2 separate regions of the Homo sapiens genome follow, and region 1 is linked to region 2. A link is a loop called in an ENCODE intact Hi-C map of the cell type or tissue named here. Cell type or tissue: chondrocyte. All regions are shown on one strand.

What was found. Peaks named below come from ENCODE experiments on the same cell type or tissue, not always from the same donor. Only the 100,000 strongest peaks of a DNase experiment are listed, where the experiment ranks them.
Region 1: it touches region 2 in a loop (5-fold over the local background); 14 of 110 quality-filtered maps call a loop at or near these places.

Annotation. Positions count from the first base shown.
Region 1 is chr3:33,128,711-33,136,710 of GRCh38, forward strand. CRTAP (cartilage associated protein) reads left to right here. Exons shown (of 7, transcript NM_006371.5): 4 at 1,229-1,357; 5 at 3,845-3,990; 6 at 5,472-5,555. Among named protein-coding and RNA genes, the nearest start is that of CRTAP, 19 kb to the left of the region's middle. RefSeq lists enhancers at 2,980-3,029, 5,587-5,656. In chondrocyte, CTCF peaks have their summits at 3,095 (motif pointing right) and 5,491; no DNase peak of the experiment used is centred here.
Region 2 is chr3:33,713,587-33,721,586 of GRCh38, forward strand. CLASP2 (cytoplasmic linker associated protein 2) reads right to left here and starts at 4,668. Exons shown (of 39, transcript NM_001365631.1): 1 at 4,222-4,668. The coding sequence starts at 4,416. RefSeq lists a silencer at 4,400-4,739 and an enhancer at 4,940-5,029. In chondrocyte, CTCF peaks have their summits at 3,393, 3,601 and 4,539; DNase peaks (open chromatin) are centred at 4,255 and 4,475.

The sequences.
Region 1 (8,000 bases), 580 kb before region 2:
AGTGTTTTAAGGTATCATTTTGTACTTCCTACCAGCAATGTTTGAAAGTGCCTGTTCCTCCACAGTCTTATGAAATGTGTGCAACCCTTCTGGAGTCTTTTGCTTCTAGCTGCATAAAGGGAGAAAAGGGAGGGAGCCAAGGATCATGTGGGAGATTTTAGGGATTAGGCCTGGAAGTAGCATTCCTTAATTGTTACTCTCAACATGTCATTGGCCACGACTAGTCATATGGCCCCAACCTAGCTGCATGGGAATTGTAGTCTTTGACTATATTTAGGTTCACCTTACTCTCTTTCAAAGGCTGTGTAGATTCTGTTATTTTTATATACTGTAATTTATTAATCCTCATCCTATTGATTGGCATTTAGGTACTTACAAGTTTGTTTGTTTGTTGTTATAAACAGTGTTTATGTATGCCTGTGTCTAAAGAAAATTTCCTAGAAGTAGACAGCTGGGTTGGAAAATATGTGTATTTTAACCTTTGATAAATTTTGCCAAATTGTTCTCCAAAAAGTTTGTTCCTGTTTTGCTTCCATCAACAGAATATGAGAGTGTAAGTTTCACTGTTCTCTTCTTAATACTACAGTATGAATTTGTAAAACTTTTGCAATTTGGTAGTTTAAATTATTTTGGGGGTAATTGTATTTCCTAATTACAAAAGAGGTGTAGTGTCTCTCAATGTTTTTTAGACATTTTAATAATTTCTATTAATATCATTTGGCCATTTATATAGTGGATGTTCATCTTTTTCATATTGATTTGAAACAACTTTGTATATTAAAGATTTTCAGCTCCTTGTAGGTGTTGAAAATATTTTTCTTTTTCTTTTTTTTTTTTTTTTTTTGGAGACGGAGTCTTGCTCTGTTGCCCAGGCTGGAGTGCAGTGGCGCGATCTCGGCTCACTGCAAGCTCCACCTTCCGGGTTCACGCCATTCTTCTGCCTCAGCCTCCTGAGTAGCTGGGACCACAGGCGCCCACCACGACGCCCAGCTAATTTTTTGTATTTTTAGTGAGACAGGGTTTCACTGTGTTAACCAGGATGGTCTCGATCCTCCTGACCTTGTGATTCGCCCGCCTCAGCCTCCCGAAGTGCTGGGATTACAGGCGTGAGCCACCGCGCCCGGCCTGTAAATATTTTTCTTTTAACTTTTTCATTTGGGCAGGAGGCAGTAGCATATTAAGAAAGTAATGGATCCACTGCTCTGAAAATTTATATGTTTTGTTTCAGATCATTATGTAGAAGTTCTGGAATGCAAAATACAGTGTGAAGAGAACCTCACCCCAGTTATAGGAGGCTATCCGGTTGAGAAATTTGTGGCTACCATGTATCATTACTTGCAGTTTGCCTATTATAAGTGTAAGTAATCTTCTGTGACATCTTGGGTGAGGCACTTAGTCCTTCTAAGACTGTAAAATAGAGGTAATAACTCTTAGCTACGGTTGTTGAGAGTTCATCAAGGTCCACTGACAACCCTGGTGCTATGCTTTGCACAAAAAGGCAGCATGGCTTAGTGATTCAGGGCAGAGCCTGTAACCACAGTGCCTGGGTTCGATTTCAGCCTTATCACTTACTAGCTTCTCTGTGCTTTAGTTTCCTCATTGTGAATAGAGATTGTAGTACTAACCTCATAGGATTGTCCTGAGGAGTAAATGAGTTAATAGATGTGAAATGTCTGGGGTATTCCCACACTGGCACATAGCAAACTGTGTGTTTGTTTTTGTTATCATTATTTCCCTTCCTCCTTATCACTAGCTTTACTTTTCAGACTGTTAGAGTTTATTTTCTTTTCTTTTTTCTTTCTTTCTTTTCTTTTCTTTTTTTTTTTTTTTTTTTTTTTTTGAGACAGAGTCTTGCTCTGTTGCCCAGGCTGGAGTGCAGTGGTGTGATCTTGACTTACTGCAACCTCCGCCTCCCAGGTTCAAGTGATTCCCCTTCCTCAGCCTCCTGAGTAGCTGGGATTACAGGTGTGTGCCACCACGCCTAGCTAATTTTTTGTAATTTTAGTAGATATGTGGTTTCACTATCTTGGCCAGGCTAGTCTTGAACTCCTGACCTCAAGTGATCCACCCACTTCAGCCTCCCAAAGTGCTGGGATTACAGGTGTGAGCCACTGCGCCCGTCCTGTTAGTTTCATTCTAGTTGGTCCTCCCTTGATCTGAAATGGGAGTTTCTCAATCAGAACGTTCTAGTGGACAATGGGAAGCAAACGTGGGAGAGAAGGAAGTTCAGGGTTAGACTTCAGAGCCTGCGTGTTTCGGCTTTTCCTCCTCTCCCTGTACCTGACTTTGCCAAGTGCCACTTGTTCAAGCAGTGTGTCCCTTGGCAGTTCAGTTCCAAGCACAGAAGAATTATTAGGGAAAGTGGCAGTAGGACTTCCTCTGCCCTAATGAAATGCCAGGGTCTAGCGGTGGCAGGTTTCTGGCTAGAATAGATCCCCTGGGTCGCCCCTTCACACTCAGGAGTGGCTGGTCTCAGGGTGCCTTGGGAAGAGTGAGAGAGGTGATCTTGGCTTTAGCCCTCCTTTCCCACTGTGGTAATTGTGTTTTTTTTTTGCGGGGGGGGGTTCCTCTTTATCTCACCTCCCATCCTCTTCAGAACACGTAAGCCTTGCACCCTGAAGGTCAGAAAAAGAAAAAGAATATGTATTATATAAATATAAAAAGCCATAAGGTCTTCTAGCTCACTGAGCATGGCTTGGTTCTAAATGTATAAAGCTAGAACACTAGGAATTTAGAAGTGTTCTGGATGCATGCGGGCTCTGGCAGCTCCCTGGGCCTCTGAAATCCTCACGTGCCCTGAAAATCGCCCTGCATATCAGAAACTGGCAAAGACTTATCAACACTGGTGGACTGAGGCCTCTAGCTATGCTTGCTGCTTCCCAGGAAATCTGCTTTCGGGGATCAACAGTATGAATGAAGTGTACTTCCTGAAATGAGCTTCCTGAAAATCTGCCCCGTTTTGAATTTTTTCTAGACCACCTACCATGCTACATTGCTTGAGGGCAGGTGGTATTATTTATATTTGAAGAGTAAATGTCCCTAAGAGCTGGCTTTAAAGTAGTCATTACAGGAAACAGCCACTGGGTGGCACAATTTATTCATACCCAAGCTTTGGCTTCTCCGGCCAACCACAGCTTTAGCAAAGGTACTGTTGTGTAAATTAGAGTGGAATGTGCCAGAATACATACCAGGGGCTTGTGTCTCATCACCTCTTCCTCATCCTGCACTCCCAAGACAAATCCCAAGCCCTGCAAAATCCCTATGCTGAAGGTACTGTCACAGGTGGGCAACACCAAGCAGAGAGGCTGGAGGTGGGAGTTCCAACCTCAGGAGGTGGCAAAACTAGGCGACTTTCCAAATCCCCTCCAACCCAGAGGCTCCACCATCCTTTGGGTTTTCCAGGTCTGGTTTAGCTGTAGGGGAGCTAACCTAGATCTGGAGACTGTGGTCCCATCCAGATGGGATCCAGACACTCTAGGACCCAGATGAGACACCTGTTTGCTGAGCACATCCTCCCTATCTCCCTCAGCCCCAGGACAATCCAGCTTTTTCCAGCTGCTTCCAGGGACCTGAGACCAGCTCAGGTCACCAGAGCTGGAAGTGGAACATAGGCATTTCTCCATAGGCATGTGCCTAACTAGAACTAAGTTTCAAGCCTGGCCTCCAGGCTGCCGTGGAGACCCCATCTGTGGCCTGCCCACCCAGGGCTGCCAGTCGGCCCCAGGCTCTCTGAAGAAGGACTGTGGAGAAGGGGCTTGTTCATATGGCCTTTTTGTTTAGAAGCAGAGAAATTATAGGGTGTGGTTTGCTGATTTCTTCATTTGTCTTTTCTTCCCAACCCTAGTGAACGACCTGAAGAATGCAGCCCCCTGTGCAGTCAGCTATCTGCTCTTTGATCAGAATGACAAGGTCATGCAGCAGAACCTGGTGTATTACCAGTACCACAGGGACACTTGGGGCCTCTCGGATGAGCACTTCCAGCCCAGACCTGTAAGTCTGGTGCACCACACCTTCCCTTTTCTCTTCATTCTTGCCTTCTGGAGACTACCTCGTGCCTTAAGAGAAAGGGTTATTTTGGAAATAAAGGGGCTGGGCGCGGTGACTCATGCCTGTAATCCCAGCACTTTGGGAGGCCGAGGCGGGCGGATCATGATGTCAGGAGTTCGAGACCAGCCTGGCCAACACGGTGAAACCCCATCTCTACTAAACATACAAAAATTAGCCAGGCGTGGTGGCACGTGGCTGTAGTCCCAGCTACTTGGGAGGCTGAGGCAGAAGAATCGCTTGAACCCAGGGGCAGAGGTTGCTGTGAGCCGAGATTGCGCCAAAAAAAAGGAAATCAAGGAAAAGTCATTTTTTTCTGTAGTTTTGTGCATGTGTGTGTTTTAACATTTTACTGCTTCATTCTGATTTCTGAATCTGTAAAAACTCTACAAATTTCAAACATTACAGAAATATTTTACTTTGAAAACAAAATTCTCTCATAATCCTACACCTTCTTTCTCTCTCGGAAAACAAAATTCTCTCGTAATCCTACACCTTCTCTCTCTCTTTTTTTTTTTTTTTGAGACAGAGTCTTGCTCTGTCACCCAGGCTAGAGTGCAGTGGCGTGATCTTGGCTCACTGCATCCTCTGCCTCCTGGGTTCAAGCGATTCTCTTGCCTTAGCCTCCCGAGTAGCTGGGATTACAGGCGTGCACCAACATATCACACTAATTTTTGTAGTTTTAGTAGAGATGGGGTTTCGCTGGGCTAGTCTCGAACTCCTGGCTTCAGGTGATCTGCCCACCTCAGCCTTTCAAAGTGCTGGGATTTACAGGCATGAGCCACTGCGCCCAGCCTGTGCCATCTCTTTATCTCCTGCTTTAAAGGTATATATTTACTCATATATATAGTAAATATTTGTGTATTTTTATAAAAACAAGGTCATATTTACATAGTTTTACAACTTTTTGCAACTTTGTCTTTCTGACAATTTGTCGTGAATATTTCTCCATGTCACATCCATGTATCATCTTAATTATTATCCTTTAACAGCTCCCTGGTAGTCTCTTTTGCGGATGGACCATCATTTAATTCCCTTGATAGGCAAACTCACCACTTAGCATGTGTTGTCAGTGAACCCCATTCATTATATATTACTTTCAAAAGATTTTTTCTAATTGATCTTTGCTCTTGTATTTTCATTGGGATTTCTATATGCCATCTTGATTTTCATAAGTTTGTCTTCCACTGAGGGCTGGCCACTCTTTTTTAAAAATTGAGATATAATTTATATAGGATAGAATTCACCTTTTTAAAGTGTACAATTCAGTGGTTGTTAGTATATTCAGAGTTGTACAGCCATTACCACTATCTAATTTTAAACATTTTCATCACCTTAGAAAAAACCCCATATCCTGTTCCTCCCTCCTCCCAGTTCTAAGATGAAAAGGTTGGTCCTATAAACTGTTCTCTGTTGTGTCTGAACAGGAAGCAGTTCAGTTCTTTAATGTGACCACACTCCAGAAGGAGCTGTATGACTTTGCTAAGGAAAATATAATGGATGATGATGAGGTAAGTTTTCATGCTTAGCACATGTCTGGTGGCTACGAGAAAATATTACTCACATCTTTGCTAGAATCACTGGAAGGCTGAGTCCTCCCTGAAGTAAGAAACAGAGGGGACCTTGAGAAAGACAGTTCCTGTGGGTGTTTCAGTGACAGTCAGAATGCTGGCATGGGAAAGAGCGGCTTTCTAGGAAACCTAGGCAGGAGTGCCACATTTCCTGATAGCGAAACGGGTGTGGGGCCACACTCCAGGAATTCACAGTGGTCATTCTTCATCTTTTCACTTTATATAAAAACAGTGAATTTTTAATTGCTCAGCACTCTGAAGAGACATGGATACTCACACCCCAATTTTTCTGCTAGACTATTGCTATTATTATTTTTTCTAAATTGCATCTTTACTGTAAGCATTTTGTCATTCTCTAGAATTGCTTGAAATTCCTGATTCCACCTTACTCAGCTGACCCCTTTTCTGACCCTGACTCAACTGGTTATGGAGTGGTCATTTTGTGATGAGTCTGGTCACAGAAAAGCCATCATTAGCGGTAGTATTTAGAGTATTTGTTTGGAACAAACTGGAAAATGCTTACTGAGAAAGCTGGGGACTTGTCAGCTATTGGAGCTCGAAGAGAGCTGTGAGCTTGCTCTGGTCTGATCCTTCGCTTTATAGATGAGGAGCATGGGGCCAGCAAGTTTCCTGAGCCTCCAGGTCTGCTCTTCCTATACCCGTTTTAGGTGAAGTACCTCTGAATAAGACATCTTCGTGGAATTTGTTTTCTGTCTATAAATATGTATGGGATGAACTCATCACTGGCATTAAACAACTGAGTCTCAGTTCTTTATCTATAAAATGGGAATAATAATACTGCCCTCCCAGGGTTGTGAGAATAAAATACTGTGTTGCATGTGGAAATGCTTTCTAAACTGGAAAGTGATGCAATGCCTATGTCTTGGTTTGGGTATCCTTGAAGCAGAGCCTGAGACAGGATCCCAAGATGCCACAGGGGCCATTCCCCCATTCCCTAAAGGAAGGAACACCAGCCAGATACCAACAAGATTGGCCACTGTGGTTTACAAAGTATAGCAGAGGCTGGGTGTAGTGGCTCACACCTGTGATCTCAGCATTTGGGAGGCCAAAGCAGGTGATTGCTTGAGACCAGGAGTTCAAGACCAGCCTGGGCAACATGGTAAAACCTCGTCTCTACAAAAAATACAAAAAAATTAGCTGGGTATGGTGGAGTGCACCCGTAGTCCTAGCTACTTGGAAGGCTGAAGGAGTCTGGGGAGTTTGAGGCTGATATTGCGCCATTGCACTCCAGACTCGGCAATTGGAGTAAGACCCTGCCTCAAAAAAAAAAAAAAGGAAAGTATAGAAAAATATATTTAGAAAAGGTAAGAGAAGTTGAGTTCCCAGTTATCTAGAGGCAAGCTAATATGGATATTTTGGTATATATCTTTCCATTTTTTTATTATTAAAGAAAAAATTTTATAGTTTTAAATTTGTTTTTCTACATATTTATTATAAACTCAGCTATAATTATGTCTCATGACTTTTTCACTTTATATTATTATGTGAGCAGTTTCTCTTGTTATATTTTTCTAAAACAGCTTTATTTAGATATTATTCACAAAAAATGAAATTCTCCTTTTTAAAGTATACAATTCAGTTGTACTTGTTATATCCACAAAATTTTGCATCCATCACTGTTATTTAACTTTAGAACATTTTTATTGCCCCCAAAAGAAACTCCATAGCTAAGTCACTTCCCATTTCTCCTCTGGGCCAACATTCCCACTCCTGCCTCCACCTCCAGCCCCTGGAAGACTCTAATCTACTTTCTGTTTCTGTGGATTTGCCTGTTGTGGACATTTCATATAAATGGAAATATAGGGTATGTGGTCTTTTGTGACTGGCTTCTTTCACTGAGCATATGTTTTCAAAGTTCAGCCATGTTGAACATGTTGCCTGTAAAATTTCCTCTGTACTACCAAGTAATATTCTTCTTTTGGATGTACCGCATTCTGTTTATCCATTCTTCAGTTGATGGATGTTTGGGTTGGTTCCACTTTTTGGCTATTTTGAATAATGATGCTATGACCATTTGTGTACAAATTTTTGTTTGAACATAAGCTTTCCAGTTTTTTATACCTAGGAGTATATACATAGGTATTATGTTAGGCCATTTTTGCATCACTGTAAAGAAATACCTGGCTGGGTGCAGTGGTTCATGCCTGTAATCCCAGCACTTTGGGAGGCCAAGGCAGGAGGATTGCTTGAGCCCAAGACTAGCCTGAGTAACATAGTGAGACTCTGTCTCTACAGAAAATTTAAAAGTTAGCTGGGCATGGTGGCACAGGAAGTGTGGCAATGGCATCTGCTTGGCTTCTGGTGAGGTCTCAGGAAGCTTATGGTCATGGCAAAGGGGGAGCTGGCGTATGTCACATGGCAAGA
Region 2 (8,000 bases):
AAAGGGGCTATGATTTTGAATTCTGAGAAAATACATGAAATGCTAGCACACAGCCCTGCACTACATAGCGCTACATAGTTATAAATGTTTTCACTTTTTTTTTTTTCTCTCCCCTGAGACAGGGTCTGGCTCTGTTGCCCAGGCTGGAGTACAGTGGCCCAATCACGGCTCACTGCAGTCTCAATATCCTGGGCTAATTTTTTGGTAGAGATGAGGTCTCACTATCTTGCTCAGGCTGTGTTTTCTCCATTTTTTAACGTCAACTTACTCTATGGTTGCAGATGAAATGTAAATGTTACTAATCCTCATAATATACAAAAGTAAAAGTAGAGCTGGCAAATAACAGGATATTGAAGAGGTTTATAAAAGTAGAGAAAAGGAATATGGATATTCTAATCTCCCTAGGCTCAAGCACCTCCTTCACTAATTTACCAGGTCTATGGCCTAAAGCAATATACTTATGTCTCCTTTTCTACAAAAAAAGGAAAATAATAGTATGCTGGTTTCCTAAGGCCATCTCAAAAATTAAATGAGACAATGCAAATAAAGCATTTGAGACAGTGCCTGGTACTCACTAAGGACTCTGTAAATGGTGGTTATCGTACTTAACTGTATTTTATGAGGCAAATTTTATTGCCATAATGCCATTTAAAAATTTGAGAACTCCTGAAATTGCAGGACTGTTCTTAGTAAAAGTCAAATGTCAGACTACATATATTACATATATGCCTATTTCCATATTTTGAATCTTCAATTATGACTTCTCCATTGAACTTGGGACCCCAACTGTCTATCATCTCAACTTGTAACAGTCTTCTCACACCTAACACAGTAAAAACTAAACTTTTTACATCCGTCACCCAATTTATTTGTTCTTCTCTCAGTCTTCCCTATTTCAATAAATAGCACAATCTAACCTACTGCTCAATCAAGGCAATTATCCATAATTCCTCTCTTTCTTTCAACCCTCAAACCCAATCCACCAGGAGCTCCTGTCGGATCTACCACCAAATCACAGCCCAAATTTTCCACTTCTCAGCATTGCCATTGCTATCAAACCAGGCCTAGCCACGATTATCTCTCTGCTGCTTCTGTTATTCCTTTATAGTCGACTCTCCACAAAGCAGCCACCCTTTACACACATAAAACCCCCCACTGTATTTATTTTTTTTTAGACAGGAATTTGTTATGTTGCCCAGGCTGGTCTCAAACTCCTGGCCTCAAGTGAGCCTTCTGTCTCAGCCTCCCAAGTAGCTGGGACTACAGGCATAAGCCACCACGCCCAGTTACCTCCACCATATTTAGAATAAAATCCTATGATGTTATACCTCCACCATATTTAGAATAAAATCCTATGATGTTATACCTGCCCAGTTACTGCCACCACATTTAGAATAAAATCCTATGACTTTACAGCTGCTTCCTCAACTTCGTCTTTCTTAACACCTCACTCATTTAAACTCTAGCCAGGCTGGCTTTATGTTCCTCAACAAAACTAGGGTCTCTGAATTTGCTGTTTCCTCTGCTTCAATCATTCTTGACTCTTATGTTTCTTCAGTGTCTGCACTCACATGTCACCTTTCTTGACCACCCAAAGTAGAGTCTCATAATCATTTCATACCATGTTGATTTACAAGCACATGCTATCTGAAATGATCTAATTTCTATACCTGTCTACCTCTTTCTAATGCAATGGCAGGGATCTCACTTTCCCATCTTCTGTTAAGTCACCTTCTCAATGAGGTCTTTAACGACCAACTATTTAAAATTCCAACATATGCATCTTGCCTAGTATTCCCTATTCCCTTCATTGTTTTTTTCTCCAAACCACTTATCACCATCTAACACACTATACATTTTATTTATCTTTCCTGCTTATTCCTCTCCTCCTACTAGAATCTAAGTCCACAAAGACAAGGATTTGTCTTTTTTTCACATTGTATCTGCAATGCCTAGAAGAGTAAGTTCCTGATAATAATAGGTCATCGATAAATATCCTAATGCAGCTGAATGAATGGGCCTTGTCTTGTTCAAAGCTGGATGGATCCTTAGCATCTTGAATACCCAGCATACAGGAGGCACTCAAATTTACTAACACAATGACTGTTAAGACACTCAGATTCTGAAGTACTACCAATTCAAAGAAAAACTGTATTTTGTTCAGTATAAACTGAAATTGAAGTATGATTCTATTTGTATGTTCAAAAGCTCCTATGACACACTTTTTAAAACAGTTAAGTATGTTTTATTGTATCTTAAGTAAAAAAAAAAAAAAAAAAAAAAAAAAAAGATTACCCAGTTGGGTAACTTAGCTTATAAAACTTAAAGCAACAGATTAATTAGAATGCCCTTTCCCTAGCAATGTCAGAAAAGTTTCTATGCTATAGAATTCAACAGAAAGGGAAGAACTAGTGATTTAGGAAAGAGAGCAGAATTGATGGATCAATGTCCTTGAGTAAGCAAGAAGGCATGGAATCTAATACTTTCGTGGAGGGAATTGCATAAATGAGGAAAACAGGCAATTTATCTATTCTAACAAGGAAAAAGGAAGATTATATGGTCACAGCTACAAGGAAGTGTATAGACAGGTGGTGGGAGACTATGGCAGTTCTCTTCTGACTGCTGAAATTGTCTTGGGCTACATTATCTAGTGAGGAGCATGGAGAAAATACGTAGTGAAAACAGAAAAGAACCCGGATGAGACCCCTGATGGATTCTAACTCTTAAAGAACAGTTAAAAACACAGCACCGAGTAGAAGTAGGGCTTAGAGGCATAACAGAAAACTAGCATACTGTGGTATCACAGAATATCAGCGTGATTGCTCAACTGTCATTCACTGAGGTACATCTGAGGAGTGAAATGGCCCAAAGCCAATTCACAACAGCCCGTGTAGAAGATGGCACACCAATCTTAACTTCGGAAGGGGTGCAAACATTACCAAAGCGCTGTCTTTCTACAACAGTCTATGCTGTAGCATAAAATCAACTATCTTGAGTGTGAATATGTATATGCCTTTCTTACAGAGTAAATTTAGCTTGTTTCTTCCAAAGAAATAATCTCCCAAATGGTAATGATATATTATTAAATTACCTTTTCCCCAAACGTTTTAAAAATAATAATCAAGAGATGGTATGTAATGAAGCATCGACGTGGGTAACTCTCAAACTTTATTGTCCTTGTAAAAAGTCTAACCTTTCCAAAACTCATCTGGGCTTTACCATTAAATCTGCGTCATAATTCTAGAGTTTGTCTTTCTTCTCTTTTTGAATAAAAGGTTTCAAAGTACAGCCTATTCGCTGGATCATGAGAATATGTTACTAAGAAGAATCACTTCATCCATGGGAAGCTGCAGTCAGCATTTTAAAGCAACACTGCCACCAGAAGACAAGAAAGAAAAGTAACTACTAACGACTACGGGGCAAGTTAAATACAAAATATTTACCTGGCCTCCCAACGCGGCTACATTACACCCTGCCTACCACCAACTCTTCAGAAAGGCTCATTCTTTCTCGCACCTCATCTTTGTAACTTTTTCCCCCCCAGCATTAGCCTATCTACTAAGACACATCAACCTAAAATCGTATCCTAATGTCCTATCTGTTGGTCTGGGTAGTGTTTACACAGGTGAACACAAATGTCGAAGTCTTTCACTGATTTTTTTTTCAAAATAAGTGATCAACATTGTGTCCTAGTAACTCCGCAACGTGTCACGGAATCGCTGAATTTGTCATTGTCCACAAGTGTAGAAAAATGTGGTCACAAGTCAGTCCTCGGCTCGCGTACGAAGAGGCGGTCTGCCCAGTGGGGACGCGGGACCCCCCTGTTTCCCCTATTTTTATTTATTTTTTACTTTTTTTGAGACAGAGTCTCACTCTGTCGCCCAGGCTGGAGTGCAGTGGCTCGATCTCGGCTCACTGCAACCTCTGCCTGCTAGATTCAAGCGATTCTCCTGCCTCAGCCTCCTGGGTAGCTGGGATTACAGGCGCCCGCCACCACGCCCGGCTAATTTTTGTATTTTTAGTAGAGACGGGGTTGCACCATGTTGGTCAGGCTGGTCTCGAACTCCTGACCTCGTGATCCGCCCGCCTGTGCTTCCCAAAGTGTGTTTCCCCTCTTAAGCAGTGGTTCGGACGGGAGCTTTCCCGGCCCGGCGCTCGCGTCCGGGATTAAAGGGCTGCCGCGGAGGGCGTGACCAGCCCAGCCTCGCCGCCGTCGCTTACCCGGTAGTTGCTCGAACCCACCCAGCCGGTGAGCGCGTCGACTGTCTTGCCTAGGCGGCCCAGGTCCTCCTCCAGGTCCGAGATGGCGCCGGGGGCGCCAAGGTAGAGCAGGAGCTCCTGGCCGACCTGCAGCCGGCCGCCGACGTCCTTCTGCTGCACCTGGGCGCAGAAGTACTCCATGCTGCGGGGCTCCATGGCTGCGGCCGCCCGCCCGCCTGCCAGTCTGTGAGCGGCCAACTTTCGCCGAGAGCCGCCCAGCCTCCAGTGCGGGTCCCCGCGGGAGCGGGCGGGACTCACTTAGCCCGCCAGGGGCGCGGCTTGCGGGGCGCAGCGGGCGGCGGGAGGAACGCCAAGCGCCCAGCCGCCCCCAAACTAGTCAAACTCGGCGCCCCCCGATCCCCAGCCCGCTTCAGAGGCCGCGGCCGCGGGCGACGTCAGCACGCGCGTGACGTCAGCACGACGCCGGCGAGGGCCCTCCAGTCCGGCTAGCGTTTTGCTGCGGAGGTGGTGGAGGTGGCTGCGGAAACCGCTGGGAGCGATAGGACCTCTAGGGAGACTTGGGGTCCGAGTTGGGCCGAGCCCCCTGGGAGGCGGGCCGTTCTTTGCTAGCCGCTGTCAGGGCACCCTGCCCTCGCCCTGTGAAATGTGGAACGTTTCCAAGTTTGCCTCCACTTGTATTCAACACTTAGGAAAGTACTTGGCATCCCCCTTTCCCGCCCCCACTGCCGGTTTAAAAAAAAAAAAAAAAAAGAATACACTCCTGACTTCTGCTTCCAGCCACCACCACAGTCACTGTGTAATACTTAAAAAAACAAAACAAAACAAAACTTAGGTTTGCCTAAAGTAAAACGCACAGATTTTCAGCGTACACTTCATGAGTTTCGGCAAATGTATTCACCCGTGGAACCGCCACCCCAGTGAGGGTACAGCACGTTTCCAACACCCCAGGAAGTCCCAGGACACTTCCCAATTATCTGCTCTTCCCTAGGCAATTCTAATTTGATTTCTAGCATGGTAACATAGTTTTCCCTGTTCCTGAACTTCATACAGTCTGTGCTTCTTTGGAGTCTGGTTTCTTTTAGCATAACGTTTGGGGTCCATCCAGCGCTGTTGGTGTCTCAGAAGTCCATTCCTTTTTATTGCTTTCCATTCTGTGGAATCACTACCATTTGTCGATCCATTCACTTGTTGGTAGATATTTGGGTTGTTTCCTATTTTTTATAATTATGAATAAAGCTGCTACAACGGTTAGTGCACAAGTTTTTGTGTGGATATATTTTCTTCTCTCATGGGTAAATAAATACCAAGGACTGGCATTACTAGGTCTTGTAAGTTGTATGTTTAACTTTAGAAGAACCTGCCAAATTGTTTACCAAAGTGACTGGATCATATTAAATCCCCACCAGCAATGCTTGAGAGTTCCAGTTGCTCCACAATATTTGATATGGTCAGGGTTATTAGTTTTAGCCATTCTGGTGGGGGTAAAGTTGTCTAATACATTCCAAAAGCACACTGTGTTTATCTTCTTGACAATTATTCCCAATCACAACAAAATGATTATTTATGTAATATCTTTCTCTTCTAATACACAGAAAGCTCCAGGAACCTTTGTGTTTTCCTAGGGTGGTGCCTAGCAAATAATGGGTGGCCAATTTAAGTTAAATGAGTGAATGAATTCAACAAAAATTGATATTTGAAATATTCACAATAACTAAGAATAAACAAACTCAAAATTCAAAGAAATTGACTGTTTTCTGTGTTCTTTTTTCAGTATTTCTGTGTTTCACATTGTATTGAGTTTGTAAAGTTTCTTCCATCTTTAATTGGTTGTAATTTCCCTCAGACTATGCCTCAATCAAGTAAACTATGTGTGATGGTTAATTTTATGTGTCAACTTGACTGGGGCAAGAGATGCCCAAATAGCTGGCAAAACATTATTTCTGAGTGTGTCTGTGAGAGAGTTTATGGAAGAGATTATCATTTGAATTGGTGAGCTGAGTAAAGCAGATGGCCCTTCCCAATGTCAGTGGACATCATCCAATTCGTTGAGGCCTGAACAGAACACAAGTGTGGAGAAAGGCCAAATTCACTCTCTCTGCTCGATCGGAAACATCCATCTTTTCCTGCTCTCAAAGATGGGTGCTCCTGGTTCTCAAACTTTAGTATTCAGACAGAAACTTATATCATCAGTCCTCCAATTCTCAGGCCTCCAGACTAGGACTGTATTACACCACCAGGTTTCCTGGTTCTCCAGCTTGCAAACAGCAGACATGAGACTTCTTGCCTCCCTTAACCGTGTGAGCCAATTCCTATAATAATTATCCTCTCATTAGGCCAAGTGCAGTGGTTCACACTTGTAATCCCGGCACTTTGGGAGACTGAGGTGGAAGGATCGCTTAAGCCCAGGAGTTCAAGACCAGCCTGGGCAACAAAGTGAGACCTTGTCTCTCCAAAAATAAAATCAATAAATTAGCCAAGCATGGTGGTGCACACCTGTGGTCCCAGCTACATGGGAGGCTGAGGCAAGAGGATCACTTGAGCCCAGGAGGTCGAGGCTGCAGTGAGCTGTGTTTGTGCCACTTCACTCCAGCCTGGGTGACAGAGCAAGACCCTGTCTCAAAAAAAAAATTAAAAAATTAAAAAAAATGATTCTCCACATATCTATCTACCGGTTCTGTTTCTCTGGAGAACCCTGACTAATACATTATGGTAACTATTCCTTGGGTTTGAGTGTCCAAAGGTTCTGTTCTTAAAGGGTTGCAGAAAGATATAAAAAGAGGATCCTATCCAGAAGAACTTTACACTGTAATTGCTGGTGACCAGGTGCAGTATGTGGTATAGAAAAAAAAAAATGCAGGAGCCCTGGATTCTAGGTTCAGCTCTACCTGTTCCTGTGACCAAAGGTGACTGCTGCTCTTCACCCTTGGTTGTCTCTATTCCCTTTCTGAACTTAATGTAAATTGAAAATCACACTAGGTCATTTTTAAGTTATAAGTTAACTAAATCATCTTTAGGAGTAACTCTGGAAGAACCTGTAAAATTATTATTAATTATCATTTATTGTGTTTTATTTTTAGTAGAGATGAAGTTTCATTGTGTTGCCCAGATTATTCTCGAACTCCTGGCCTCAAGCAATCCTCACACTTTGGCCTCCCAAAGTGGTGGTATTACAAGCATAAGCCACTGCACCTGGCCTATAAAGTTAATAGTAAACATTGGTCACTATTACTTATATATTCTTTCTGTGTTTCATTAATTCATTAACAAATATCCTCTGAGCACCTATATTGTGCTAGATACTGTGCCAAAGTTCCAAAGACCCAAAATTCATTTAGACCTGGTCTCTGCCCACAAGCTCTAGTAGGGACAAGAAAATCAACATTTCTGAGATGCTGTGATAGGGTAAACAGAGGGTTTTTGAAACCTAGATGAGAGGCTCCTTATCTAGATAGTACTTAGTATGGGAGTAGAAAAGTTATAAATTAAAGAAGGCTTCTTGGAAGAGGTTATATTTAAATTGAACTTTGAGGATAACTAGGAATTAACTAATTAAAGAATTGGTTTCCTGGGGAGTTGCATGTTTGTCTACAAGATGTAGTCTCAACTATTTTGATTAACCATTTGTTATTATCAGTATATACCCACTACAAAATCTACATCTTTATTTATATCACTGTTATCTGTCCTAGGTTCAACATTGTTAGAGCTGAAAGTTCACAAAATTGCTAGCACCTCAGTCATTTTTTCACAGCATCCCTAGACCAAAAGAAACACCTAAG